Regions from separate parts of the Homo sapiens genome. Here region 1 is linked to region 2. A link is an interaction called in ENCODE POLR2A ChIA-PET data of the cell type or tissue named here. Cell type or tissue: GM12878. All regions are shown on one strand. Links, peaks and the distances in the headings refer to the core of each region. The heading gives the core; the rest is flanking DNA.

Evidence for each region. Peaks named below come from ENCODE experiments on the same cell type or tissue, not always from the same donor. Only the 100,000 strongest peaks of a DNase experiment are listed, where the experiment ranks them.
Region 1: POLR2A ChIA-PET joins it to region 2 with 5 read pairs; 2 of 35 experiments call an interaction of 5 or more read pairs at or near these places.

The regions. Positions count from the first base shown.
Region 1 is chr12:123,216,580-123,223,214 of GRCh38, reverse strand. MPHOSPH9 (M-phase phosphoprotein 9) reads left to right here. Exons shown (of 24, transcript NM_022782.4): 4 at 88-177; 5 at 1,320-1,843; 6 at 4,716-4,839. Among named protein-coding and RNA genes, the nearest start is that of MPHOSPH9, 13 kb to the left of the region's middle. In GM12878, for the core only: no CTCF peak of the experiment used is centred there; no DNase peak of the experiment used is centred there.
Region 2 is chr12:123,684,749-123,693,043 of GRCh38, reverse strand. It overlaps TCTN2 (tectonic family member 2), which reads right to left. Exons shown (of 18, transcript NM_024809.5): 6 at 6,009-6,208; 7 at 4,867-4,993; 8 at 2,370-2,511; 9 at 321-386. Among named protein-coding and RNA genes, the nearest start is that of TCTN2, 18 kb to the right of the region's middle. In GM12878, for the core only: no CTCF peak of the experiment used is centred there; a DNase peak (open chromatin) is centred at 4,923; H3K27ac peaks cover 495 bases.

The DNA.
Region 1 (6,635 bases), core at 1,636-6,635, 470 kb after region 2:
AAAGGGCTCTTTTACACTGGAGGAATTGTTCTGTGAAATGTTAAGTCAAAAAATTATTTTTAACTAAAATATTTTATAATTTAATAGACCAGGTGGTTACAGCTATTCAATTTGGTGGAAAAACAATGCCAAGAACAGATAGTTGCCCAGCAGGAGCAGTTCCACAACCAAATTCAAGTAAGTTACCATTTACATTGATTCCTTTTTTTATATACATATACATACGTACATATACACACACACACACACACATATATATATACACACACACATATATAGAAATGGAGTCTCACTCTTGTTGCCCAGGTTGGAGTGCAGTGGCTTGATCTCAGCTCACTACAACCTCTGCCTCCTGGGTTCAAGCCATTCTTCTACCTCAGCCTCCCGAGTAGCTGAGATTACAGGCACCTGCCAACACGCCCAGCTAATTTTGGTATTTTTAGTAGAGACGGGTTTTGCCATGTTCACTAGGCTGGTCTCAAACTCCTGACCTCAGGTGATCCACCCACCTCGGCCTCCTGCCCAGCCCTTTTTTACTTTTATTTTCATTTATTTTTTTTTGAGATGGAGTCTCACTCTGTTGCCCAGGCTGGAGTGCAATGGCACGGTCTTGGCTCACTGCAAACTCCGCCTCCCAGGTTCAAGCAATTCTCCTGCTCCAGCCTCCTGAGTAGCTGGGAATACAGGTGTGTGCCACCATACCTGGCTAATTTTTGTATTTTTAGTACCAACCATGTTGGCCAGGCTGGTCTGGGACTCCTGACCTCTTGATCTGCCCGCCTTGGCCTCCCAAAGTGCTGGGATTACAGGCGTGAGCCACCACACCCAGCATCCTTTTTTATATTTGTAAGAAAAAACAATACGTTATATCAATTTTTTTTTTTTTTTTTGAGACAAGGTCTCACTCTGTCACCCAGGCTGGCGTGCAGTGACATGATTTTAGCTGACTGCAACCTCTGCCTCCTGGGTTCAAGAAATTCTCCTGCCTCAGACTCCTGAGTAGCTGGAATTACAGATGCGCACCACCGTGTCTGGCTAATTTTTAGTAGAGTCAGAGTTTCACCGTGTTGGCCAAGCTGGTCTTGAGCTCCTGACCTTGTGATCTGCCCACCTCGGCCTCCCAAAGTGCTGGGATTACAGGCGTGAGCCACTGTGCCTGGCCACCAGCCTCAATTTTGTTTATAAACTAAAGATAAAGTATCACATTATCTTTAGAATAATATCTCATCATATTTTGAAACATGATATTCTTGTAACAGTCATAAAAATATGATGTTTAATATACTTTCTTACCCAAATCTATAACTTTTTATTTCCAGCATATACAGGAGGAGATAAAAAATTTAGTCAAATTACAGACTAGTAGTGCTTCCTTAGCTTCCTGTGAAGGAAATTCTTCAAACAAACAAGTATCTTCGGAAAGTCAAATGGGTTTTTTTTCTCTAAGCAGTGAGAGAAATGAATCTGTTATCCATTATCCTGAATCCACAGAACCTGAAATACAGCAAGAAATGTCCACGTCACAACCAGACTGCAATGTGGATAGTTGCTCAGTAAGCAGTGGATATGGCACCTTTTGTATCTCAGAATTAAATCTGTACAAATCTAAAGACCCTAAGGAGTTCATGGAGCACATAGATGTTCCCAAAGGACAGTATGTAGCACCTGCGGTGCCGGCTGAGTCACTTGTAGATGGTGTGAAAAATGAGAATTTTTATATACAGACTCCTGAAGAGTGTCATGTGTCTTTAAAGGAAGATGTATCCATTTCTCCTGGTGAATTTGAACATAATTTTCTTGGTGAAAATAAGGTTTCTGAAGTATACAGTGGGAAAACAAATAGGTAAGTAGAATTTCTATCATTTGAAGGGAGTTTATTACATTTAGAATCTAGTGTTCCTTTTAATGCACTATAATAGAATGAGATGTATTTGAACATTTATCAGTTCATTGCCTGTAGAAAATTGAAATAAACAAAGCACACTATATTCTAATGACACTGACTTTCTTCCCATCTGTAATGTTATAAGACTACTAAACTCTTAAGGTCGGAAGCTTTGCCAGAAAATAGAAAAGATATTTTTAGCAGACAGGACTGTATCAATAGTGGAAGTTTGTCATACATGTTCATGTAATTTGAACAATTTTTTTTCGTTTTTTGAGACGGAGTCTCGCTCTGTCACCCAGGCTGGAGTGCAGTGGCGCAATCTCGGCTCACTGCAAGCTCCGCCTCCCGGGTTCACGCCATTCTTCTGCCTCAGTCTCCTGAGTAGCTGGGACTACAGGCACCCGCCACCACGCCAGGCTAATTTTTTGTATTTTTAGTAGAGACGGGGTTACACTGTGTTAGCCAGGATGGTCTCGATCTCCTGACCTTGTGATCTGCCCGCCTCTGCCTCCCAAAGTGCTGGGATTACAGGTGTGAGCCACCTCGCCCAGCCACAATTTTTTTTTCTTAAAGGTGGGGGTCTTGCTTTGTTGCCCAAGCTGGTGTGCCGTGGTGCAATCATAGCTCACTGTAGCCTAAAATTCCTGGGCTCAAGTGATCCTCCTGAGTAGCTAGGACTATGAGCGCGTGCTATGTTACCATGTCCAGCTGAAACCAAAAATTATATACAGGGTTACCCAATTTTATGTTTTGTTTTTTTTGATATGGAGTCTTGCTCTTGTCTCCCAGGCTGGAGTGCAGTGGCGCAATCTCAGCTCACTGCAACCTTTGCCTCCCTGGTTCAAGTGATACTCCTGCCTTAAGTCTCCTGAGTAGCTGGGACTACAGGTGTGGGCCACCACACCCGGCTAATTTTTGTATTTTCAGTAGAGACAGAGTTCCGCTGTGTTGGCCAGGCTGGTCTCTCTCCTGACCTCAGGTGACGTGCCCACCTCAGCCTCCCAAAGTGCTGGGATTATGGTGTGAGCCACCGTGCCTGGCCCCAATTTTATGTTTTTTATTTTCTTTTTTCTAGTCTGTATGTTGCTGAATGTTTTTGTTTGTTTCTTTTGTTCTGTTTTTATTTATTTTTTGAGATGGAGTCTCGCTCTGTCACTCAGGCTGGAGTGCAGTGGTGCGATCGCAGCTCACTGCAACCTCTACCTCCCAGGTTCATATGATTCTCCTGCCTCAGCCTCCTGAGTAGCTGGGACTACAGGCATGTACCGCCACGTCCGGCTAATTTTTGTATTTTTAGTAGAGACGGGGTTTCGCCGTGTTGGCCAGGCTGGTCTTGAACTCCTGAGAGTTTAGTAGTCTTACAACATATGCCCACCTTGGCCTCCCGAAGTGCTGGGATTACAGGCGTGAACCACTGCACCCAGCCTGAATGTTTTTTATGTATAAGAAGAATTTTTATAAATTTAGTGACATTTCATGACAAAGGAGGCTTTTTATTAAACTGTGACTGAATGTTTGTAAAACAAGTAATCCTTAAAAATTTCATAATTTATCCCAAGTTTTTAGTTTCATGTCCCTGAATTGTGTCATCTAAAGCAACACAAATCTTATGTATGTTCAAGTATAATGATTGATTTATGCCAACAAATACACTCTCATTGTAGAGATACATTTAGCACTTGGAAGGGCAAATGTGGTGGTTTTTGTTCTAGTCTATGGCTACAGACTTTTTGTATTATTAGTCACTGTTAGTCTTTTTTTTTTTTTTTTTTTTGAGACAGAGTCTCGCTCTGTTGCCCAGGCTGGAGTGCAGTGGCGCAATCTCGGCTCACTGCAAGCTCTGCCTCCCGGGTTCACGCCATTCTCCTGCCTCAGCCTCCTGAGTAGCTTTTAGTAGAGACGGGGTTTCACCATGTTAGCCAGGATGGTCTCGATCTCCTGACCTTGTGATCCACCCGCCTCAGCCTCCCAAAGTGCTGGGATTACAGGCGTGAGCCACTGCGCCAGGCCTGTCACTGTTAGTCTTTTTGTTTACTTTGCCTTTGATAATAAGAAATTGAAAAAAGTAATGTAGGTGAATTAATAAAAATTCATTGTCTTACCGCTAGTAGAAAAAACAACTGGCTGGGCGCAGTGGCTCACACTTGTAATCCCAGCATTTTGAGAGGCTGAGACAGGTGGATCACTTGAGCCCAGGAGTTCGAGATCAGCCTGAGCAACATGGCAAGACCCTGGCTCTACAAAAAAAATAGAAAAATTAGCTGGGTGTGGTGGTGGCCACCTGTGGTCCCATCTACTAGGGAGGCTGAGGTGGGAGGATCACCTGAGCTGAGGAAGGTCAGACTGCAGTGAGCTGTCATTGCACCACTGCCGCTGCATTCTAGCCTGGGTGACAGAGAGGGTCTCTAAAAAACAAACAAACAAACAAACAAAAACCACACACACAACAACTGAAAGCAACTGGTGGTTAGCTTTATATGTGAAGTACAGTATCTAAAGAAATAATTTTGGAACCCAGTGTGGTGGCTCATGCCTGTAATCCCAGCACTTTGGGAGGCTGAGGTGGGCAGAGGTCAGGAGTTTGAGACCAGTCTGGCCAACATGGTGAAACCCCATCTCTAGTAAAAATACAAAAATTAGCTGGGCGAGGTAGTGCGTCTGTAATCCCAGCTATTCAGGAGACTGAGGCACGAGAATTGCTTGAACCTAGGAGATGGAGGTTGCAGTGAACTGAGATTGCGCCACCGTACTCCAGCCTGGGCGACACAGCAAGACTCTGTCTCAAAACAAAAAAAAAAAGTAATTTTGGTTTTCTCTTCTTAAATAGTAATGCTATAACATCATGGGCACAAAAACTGAAGCAGAACCAACCAAAGAGAGCACATGTAGAAGATGGAGGTTCAAGATCTAAACAAGGAAATGAGCAAAGTAAGAAGACACCAATTGAGAAAGTAGGTGACTAGTCACTTTCCCTGCGGGCTCCAGTACTGATGATTATGTGGGTTTAGTACACGCTCATGAACAAAACTCTTGTGCCCTTTCTTTTGTATTGTTAATTTGTTCATTTATACATTTTTTTTGTTGTTGTTTTTTTGAGACGGAGTTTCGCTCTTATGGCCCAGACTGGAGTGCAATGACGTGATCTCGGCTCACTTCAACTTCTGCCTCCCAGGTTCAAGCGATTCTCCTGTCTCATCCTCCCAAGCACCTGTGGTGGTACAGGTGGTACATGGTGGTACAGTCGTGTGCCACCATGCCTGGCCAATTTTTTTTTTTTTTTTTGAGATGGAGTCTCGCTCTGTCACCCAGGCTGGAGTGCAGTGGCACAATCTTGGCTCACTGCAAGCTCCGCCTCCCGGGTTCACGCCATTCTCCTGCCTCAGCTTCCCAAGTAGCTGGGACTACAGGCACCCGCCACCACGCCCGGCTAATTTTTTGTATTTTTAGTAGAGACAGGGTTTCACCATGTTGGCCAGGCTGCTCTCGAACTCCTGACCTCAGGTGATCCACCCACCTTGGCCTCCCAAAGTGCAGGGATTATAGGCATGAGCCACCACGCTCGGCCCATTTATGCATCTTTCTTTTGGTGTTTCAGAGGATTAGAAATAATGATTTGCTGTAAGTGTTTCTTCTTTAGTAGGCTAGAAATCAAAGCTAATAAAGGATAAAATATTATGAAAATGAATCATTTGCAGAGGTCCTATTTCTCTTTGTACTGCAAATGTTTACATTTAGCCAGAGAGTAATCCATTTAATTGTTTAAAATAAACTTTCAAATAATTTATATTATTATTAAATTGTAAGAAGTAATACTGTAATCTTAAAGTTGAGGCTGGGCCAAGTGGCTCATGCTTGTAATCCCAGCACTTTGGGAGGCCGGGGTGGGCAGATCACGAGGTCAAGAGATCGAGACCATCCTGGTCAACATGGTGAAACCCCGTCTCTAACTAAAAATACAAAACTTAGCCGGGTGTGGTAGCATGCGCCTGTAGTCCCAGCTACTCGGGAGGCTGAGGCAGGAGAATCACTTGAACTGGGGAGACAGAGGTTGCAGTGAGCCAAGATCACGCCATTGCACTCCGGCCTGGCAAAAGAGCGAGATTCCGTCTAAAAAAAAAAAAGGTTGAAATTTGAACAGTTCTGAATTATAATCCAAATTGTGAGAGATTAAATGTTGAAATTCTGTATGGCCCTTTTGCTAAGCTAGCAGCTACTTTAATTAAAAGATTATAGATATTGAGTAAGGTTTTTTAAAAAATTATTTAAATTTGAGTTTCAGATAATTAAGATTTTAAACATTTCTTTTATTTATTTATTTATTTATTTATTTATTTTTTTGACATGGAGTCTTGCTCTGTTGCCCAGGCTGGGTTGCAGTGACATAATCTCAGCTCACTGCAATCTCTGTCTCCTGGGTTCAAGCGATTCTCCTGCCTCGGCCTCTCGATTAGCTGGGACTATAGGCGCGTGCCACCACGCCTGGCTTATTTTTGTATTTTTAGTAGAGATGGGGTCTCGCCATGTTGGTTAGGCTGGCCAGACCTCAAGTGATCCAACCACCTCAGCCTCCCAAAGTGCCGGGATTATAGACGTGAGCCACTGTTCCTGGCCCAAAGAAATTTTTTTAAAATATATTTTTGTAGAGACAGGGTCTCATTATGTTGCCCAGGCTGGTCTCAAACTCCTGGCTTCAAGTGATCCTCTTGCCTTGGCCTCCCCAAATGCTGAGATTACAAGCATGAGCCAC
Region 2 (8,295 bases), core at 1,994-6,993:
AAAAAAAAAAAAAAAAAAAAAAAAAGAATTATTTAACTATCAAACATTTAAGGAAAGGTTCACGGAAGCTGGAACTAGAAGGGTCGGTGGAACTCAGAGAATCCAGGACTGTGGAGGAGCAGGCTCAAGGTCACAGAGAGCACTCTAAAGCCCAGCAGGACAGAACGAGGAACAAATGAAATGTTCCTGGCAGATCTTTCTAACTATTGTGAACCTTTTTAAATGACTAACAAAAATATACACTCTGAGGGTATATATTACTTGTAAGAAATGACATATCTGTTTCTGAAGAAATGACGTCAAAGTGTAACATTAAATACCTGTATTGGTGATGAATTTGTCTAGGTCAGTTGCTTCCTCATAGATCACTTTTGGTGTAACTATGCCTAAAGAGATAACATAAATTAACTTCCACAGGCGTACACATGGCCTACCATGATCACACTTACTCAAAGTATAGCTTACAAAGCAAATATGGTGACCGCAACTGCCCAGGGTGCTGACTACAAAACCCTCCCCACTCCCCAAAAACCATCAGATAGGAGTCCCCATCCTCTTAGCATCTAATTATAACGGAGGAAGAAAATCCACAACAAACACACAAACAAACAAAAACCAGGGTCACTGTGACATAAAAACAAATATGCAGTTCACTGCTGGTGGCAATACAAAATGGTGCAGACACTGTAGAAAACAATTGGCCAGGCGCAGGGGCTCACGCCTATAATCCCAGCACTTTGGGAGGCCGAGGCAGGCAGATTGCCTGAGGTCAGTTTGAGACCAGTCTGGCCAACATGGTGAAACCTCCTCTCTACTAAAAATACAAAAAAATTAGCCGGGCGTGGTGGCTCATGCCCGTAATCCCAGCACTCTGGGAGGCCGAGGTGGGTGGATCACCTGAGGTCAGGAGTTCGAGATCTGCCTGGCCAACATGGTGAAATCCCATCTCTACTAAACTTCGTCTCTACTAAAAATACAAAAATTAGCAGGGCGTGGTGGTGGGTGCCTGTAATCCCAGCTACTCGGGAGGCTGAGGCAGGAGAATCGCTTGAACCCAGGAGGTGGAGGTTGCCGTGAGCCGAGATCGCGCCATCGCACTCCAGCCTGGCGGACAAGAGCAAGACTTGGTCTCAAAAAAAAAAAAATTAGCCAGGTGTGGTGGCACATGCCTGTAATCTCAGCTACTTGGGAGGCTGAGGCAGGGGAATCGCTTGAACCAGGGAGGTGGAGGTTGCAGCGAGCCGAGATCACGTCACTGCACTCCAGCCTGGGTGACAGAGCAAGACTCCCTCTCAAAAAAAAAACCAAAAAAACAAAAAAAAAACAATTTGGTGGGTCCTCAAGAAGTCATATTAGCATGACCTGTCAGTTCCACTCCTAGGTGTCTACCCAAAAGAAATAAAAACACACATCTACGCAAAAACTTGGACACGAGTGTTCATGGCAGCACTATTCACAACAGTCAGAGATGAAAACAACCCACATGTCCATCAACTGAGGAATGGACAAACACAATGTGCTCTGTCCATGCAATGGACTATGATTCAGCCATAAAAAGGAATGAAGTGCTGCCACACACTACAAACACGGATGAACCATGGAACACCATGCTCAGTGAAAGAAGCCAGACACAAAAGGCCACATAGTGTATGATTCTGTTTCTAGGGAACACCCAGAATAAGCAATCCACGGAGACAGAAAGCAGATTGGTGGCTGCCAGGAGCTGAGGGAAGAGGGGTAGGGAGTGACTGCTAATGGGTACAGATGCCCTTCTGAGGCGATGAAACGTTCTGGAACTAGAGAGAGGTGATGGTGGCACAACAGTGTGGAAGGTACTAATGTCAATGAATTGTACACTTTAAAAGGGTTAATTCTGGTGGGACGCGATGGCTTACACCTGTAATCCCAGCACTTTGGGAGGCCTAGGAGAGTGGATCACCTGAGGTCAGGAGTTCAAGGTCAACCTGGCCAACACAGTGAAACCCCATCTTTACCAAAAACACAAAAATTAGCCAGTCATGGTGGCAGGCACCTGTAGTCCCAGCTACTCGGGAAGCTGAGGCAGGAGAATCGCTTGAACTTAGGAGGCAGAGGGTACAGTGAGCCGAGATCACGCCACTGCACTCCAACCTGCGTGACGGAGAAACAAACAAAAAGGCTAAATTTATGTTATTTGAATTTTACTTCAATTTCAAAATAATTAATATGCAATATGCTGTCTTACGGAACTAAACTTTTTCCAAAGAAAATAATTGGCAGTTCAAATATTATTTGAAGTTGAACCAGTAGAAATGATTTATACTCTCATGAGATCATACTTTATATTCATGTTTGGGCCTGTGTTCTTTTTTCAAAGAAATGTAACATACCTCCTAAGGCAACATTCTTTATCTTCGCATTGATAATACCATCTCGTTCTTGGTATAGTTCCAAATTAGTAACGCATTTAACATCAAAATTGTGAAGAAATGCCACTGGGGCGTTCTGCATACACTGCCCAGCCAGGGACACCTGAGGGAGAAGGGCAAAGCCAACAGATTTATGGCCTCTCTCCTAATCATACAAAACAGATCAGCATCCCTTAAAACTGGTCTTTCTGCAGCCTGCTCCCATTGCTGGTCTGGTTTCAGCAACGGCAAGTTCACCGACTAGTTGACCCGCTTTAGCAAAACATCTAACTGATTTGCCCATCAAGGTCTGGAAGCCACTGGTTGTGGAGTCACAGTAAATATTGTCTAATAAAAACAAAGAAAATCCCTTGTCCTGTTCTATTTAGTTTGCAGAGACATGACTATATTTAACTTCATGTTCTCTCCCTCATCACAACCAGAGTTTAATACCATAAAAATGGATTCATATGAATAGGAAAGAGAAATTTTCACCTCCCATGCTTTCTTCCCACAAATAACACTCCTCATAATGTTGAACTTAAAAAAAGATTTCAGGTTGGGAGCAGTGGCTCACACCTGTAATCCCATCATTTTGGAAGGCTGTAGTGGGAGAATCATTTGAGCCCAGGAGTTCAAGACCAACCTGGGCAACATAGCAAGACCCTGTCTCTACAAAAAGTAAAAAATTAACCGGGTATAATGGCATGCACCTATAGTCCCAGCTACTTGGGAGGCTGAGGTGGGAGGATTGCTTGAGCCCATGAGATGGAGGCTGCAGTGAGCTGTGACTACACTCACTACACTCCAGCCTGGGCGACAGAGCAAGACCCTGTCATTCATTCACTTGTGCATTCATATATAGATATACAAATGATTCCATATACAACCTTACAGCCTTAAAATATTTTTCAAAATTCTAGAATGGTAAATAAAATGATGTATTTATCTAACCATTGTTTTTTATACCGGACCCTACTTGAGGGTAGTGAGTAGGAGGAGGGAGAGGATCAGAAAAAAACTATTGGGTACTTGGCTTAGTACCTGGGTGACAAATAATCTGTACAACAAAACCCCATGACACAAGTTTACCTATATAACAAACCTGCTCATGTAGCCCTGAACCTAAAATAAAAATATAAAAAGAAAAAGAAGCAAAGAATGATAGTTACTGCTAGCCAGGCATCAAGGCTCACACTGTAATCCCAACACTTTGGCCAAGGCAGAAGAATTTCGAGGCCAGGAGTTTAAGACCCGCCTGGGCAACATAGTGAAACCCCCATCTCTACAGAAAAATTTTTGGCTGGGCGCGGTGGCTCAAGCCTGTAATCCCAGCACATTGGGAGGCCAAAGTGGGCAGGTCACTTCAGCCCAGAAGTTAAAAAGACCAGCCTGGGCAACATGGCAAAACCCCACCTCTACAAAAAATTAGCCAGGAATGGTGGCATGTGCCTGTAGTCTCAGCTACTTGGGAAGCTGAGGTAGGAGGATCACTTGAATGTGGGAGGTCAGGGCTGCAGGGAGTTGAGATCACGCCAGTGCACTCCACCCTAGGTGACAGAGCAAGACTATGTCTCAAACCAAAACAAATTTTTTTAATTTAAAAAAAAAAAAGACTCATGCCTGTAATCCCAGCACTTTGGGAGGCTGAGGCAGGCAGATCACCTGAGGTCAGGAATTCGAGACCAGCCTGACCAACATGGAGAAACCCCGTCTCTACTAAAAATACAAAATTAGCTGGGCGTGGTGGTGCATGCCTGTAATCCCAGCTACTTGGGAAAGCTGAGGCAGGAGAATCGCTTGAACCCGGGAGGCAGAGGTTGCGGTGAGCTGAGATTGTGCCATTACACTCCAGCCTGGGCAAAAACAGCGAAACTCTGTCTCAAAAAAAAAGAAAAAGAATGATAGGTACTTCCATGGAAACTTATAGAAAATCTTTTGGTTTTATTTTGTAAGTTCACTCTGAGTTTTAAGCAAAGACAGTGATTAAGAGTGACTATATATTTTATTAATTTGGAGAACATAAACAGTTAAGTCCCTGAAAGGTAGAAAGGAGGAAAGTAAGTAACTTAAAAAGAGATTTTAAAGAGAAATATGACTTAAATTAACAATAGGACAGGAAAAATAAAAGAAGGGTCTAGTGGCCAGGCATGGTGGCTCATGCCTGTAATCCCAGCACTTTGGGAGGCTGAGGCACTAGGATCACAGGGTCAAGAGATCGAGATCATCCAGGTCAACATGGTGAAACCCCGTCTGTACTAAAAATACAAAAAATTGGCTGGGTGCGGTGGCACACACCTGTAGTCCCAGCTACTGGGGAGGCTGAGGCAGGAGAATCACTTGAACCCGGGAGGCAGAGGTTGCAGTGAGCCGAGATCTGGCACTGCACTTGAGCCTAGGAGGTAAGAGCGAGACTCCGTCTCATAAAAAAAAAAAAAAAAAAGAGAACGGTCTAGCATACTAATATTGCAACGATTACCTGCGGAATAGTAAAATATGCCTTCTTTACAGTCATAATGGGATCTCCTTGTTTGTAACCAAAGTCTGCAAAGTCTTTTGCGTCAGTATCCACATATACTTCAAAGGAAGAGTCCTGTTTGGGGGAACTGAAAATCAATAAGAAAGGCTGAATAGTTTCAGTTATCTGCTAAAACACAATTCTTCCTTAATGTTGTTCTTTACTCTTGTTTTCTGAGATGGAGTCTCACTCTGTCACCCAGGCTGGAGTGCAGTGGCGTGATCTTTGTTCACTGCTACCTCCGCCTCCCAGGTTCAAGCAATTCTTGTGCCTCAGTCTCCCGAGTAAGCTGGGATTACAGGTGCCCACCACCACACCTGGCTAATTTTTTGTATTTTTAGTAAAGATGGGGTTTCACCACGTACCCAGGCTCGTCTTGAACTCCCAACCTCAGGTGATCACCCTGCCTCAGCATCCCAAAGTGCTGGGATTACAGACGTGACCCACTGCACCCAGCCTCTTTACTTTGTTTTGTTTTGTTTGTTTTGGGCCAGAGTCTCGCTCTGTCGCCCAGGCTGGAGTGCAGTGGCGCGATCTCAGCTCAAGCTCCGCCGCCCGGGTTCAGGCCATTCTCCTGCCTCAGCCTCCCTAGTAGCTGGGACTACAGGCACGTGCCACCACGCCTGGCTAATTTTTTGTATTTTTAGTAGAGACAGGGTTTCACTGTGTTAGCCAGGATGGTCTCGATCTCCTGACCTCATGATCTGCCCGCCTCGGCCTCCCAAAGTGCTGGGATTACAGGCGTGAGCCACCGCTCCCGGCCTACTTTTTAATTACAAAAATCATAGATGTAAATTTTTAACAATCCCAAACTGTAAAATACAGAACATTAAAATCTCCCATGAGCCACCACTCCTTCACCTCCCCTAGAAAAGCACCATGAGCTGTTTTCAATGTCAATCAATTTCTTTTCAATGAGGCCCAATTCTTCCAAATAATGCAAAATAAATTGGCTAACTGAAATCTAGAATTGAACCCTTTAGGCACGGAACCTCTGGAGAGGGGTTGGGAAAAACGTGACCGCGTTGCAGGGCCTACTAGAGTATGGCCCCACCAGGGCGGGAGAACAATGCCCCATCCCAGGCGGCTGCTCAGACACTTACACAGCACCATGATAGAAGTAACCAAGGAAGGGTGTGTTGGCAAGGGGGGACTGCACACACAGAAAGGGAAACCAATCGGGGACACCACGTGTCGTCGTCCCAGCAGAGCAGAGCTGATCAAAAGGAGGATTGACGTCTCCTCCAAACACGCCGGTGAAGCAGGACCGTCTGAACAGCGTTGTTAAATTTGATGAGCATTCCTGGAAGACAAACATAAAGGCAGGAGCTGTGACCGTGGTCAGGATCTCCTGGCAAGCGTAGCGAATGCTAACTCTTATTTAAGGCCAGCAGGACACTACCAAGTAAGCAAGAAAACCTATAATCTGTGTCTCATCTAAAAGTGCCTTGTGCCCACAAAAAGTAAAATAGTTCTGGAATTTCTTTTGTCAATTCCCCAAATAAGCCTTCAAGTCAGAAACTCCAAGCATTCAGGGGAACCACAGTTTTACCAAGGACATGAGATATTCCCAGTAAAACAAAAGAAGAAAAGATAGTACAGAATAGATCTCAAATGAAGACAAAAACATAGTAAACCTCCTTTCTTAATTGTCATTACCATTCAAACCCTTAGCCCAGAAAAGCCTCCAGACATTTAGAGTGAGGGGAAACGTTCCATATTCCACAAGGATCCTCCAGGCCCTCACTAGATTATAACACGACCCAATTAATGTCATCAAGAAATTGCTTGGGGCTGGGTGCAGGGGCTCACGCCTGTAATCCCAACACTTTGGGAGGCCGAGGCAGGTGGATCACTTGAGGTCAGGAGTGTGAGACCAGACTGGCCAACATGGTGAAGCCCCATATTTACTAAAAATACAAAAATTAGCCGGGTGTGGTGGTGGGCACCTGTAATCCCAGCTACTCAGGAGGCTGAGCCATGAGAATTGCTTGAGCCCAGGAGGCAGAGGTTGCAGTGAGCCAAGATCACACACTGCACTCCATCCTGGGAAACACAGTGAGATTCTGTCTCAAAATAAATAAATAAATAAATAAATAAATTACTTGGACTGCACGCAGTGCATCATGCCTGAAATCCTAACATTTTGGGAGGCTGAGGTGGAATGAATGTTTGAGCCCAGAAGTTTGAGACCAGCCTAGGCAACATAGAGAGACTCAGCCCCGACAAAATTAAAAAAAAAAAAAAATTAGCCAGGCATGGTGGTGGACATCTGTGATCCCAGCTACTCAGGAGGTTGAGGAAAGGACTGCTTGAGTCCAGGAGGCTGAGGCTGCAGTGAGCCATGATTGGGCCACTGAAGTCCAGCCTGGGCAACAGAACAAGACCCTGCTTCTTAAAAAAAAAAAAAAAAAAAAAAAGACCGGGCGCAGTGGCTCACACCTGTAATCCCAGCACTTTGGGAGGCTGAGGCACGCGGATCACCTAAGGTCAGGAGTTCAAAACCAGCCTGGCCAACATGGTGAAACCCCATCTCTACTAAAAATAAAAAAATTAGCCAGGCGTGGTGGCACACACCTATAATCCCAGCTATTTGGGAGGCTGAGGCAGGAGACTCACTTGAACCCAGGAGGCAGAGGTTGCAGTGAGCAGAGATCACACCACTGCACTCCAGCCTGGGTGACAGAACAAGACTCCGTCTCGAAAAAAGAAGTTACTTGATTCAGATATTCATCTGTATTTTTCCTTGTTTCACGAAGGATCCAGAGAGCTGTAAGTTAAATTACGTCCTGAATCTTTGTTTATTGACAGTAGAGAAGTGATCTCTCATTTGAAACGAGAGCAATTCAAATTAAAAATTGATTGTTTATAAAGTGCTGCTGCATTGTGGTTATCTGAAGATGTCACTGATCCAGAATACTAAAGGACGTCAGGGGCTGGTACTGTAGCACACAGCACAACACATGCAAAAGGGAGTCCGACATGGGACACAGCGTGGCCTGGAAGGAAGAGAAGGAGGGGCCATTTGACAATTCTAATGATACCTGAGCCAAATGTATGATGTACTTTACTCTTTTTTTTTTTTTTTTGAGATGGAGTCTCGCTCTGTCACCCAGGCTGGAGTGCAGTGGCGCGATCTCAGCTCACTGCAACCTCTTCCTCTTGGGTTCAAGCGATTCTCCTGCCTCAGCCTCCTGAGTAGCTGGGACTACAGGCACCCACCAACATACCCCGCTAATTTTTACATGTTTAGAAGAGACGGGGTTTCACCATGTTGGCCAGGATGTTCTCTATCTCCTGACCTCATGATCAACCCACCTCGGCCTCCCAAAGTGCTGGGATTACAGTGGTGAGCCACCGTGCCCGGCCGCTGTACTTTACTCTTTTAAT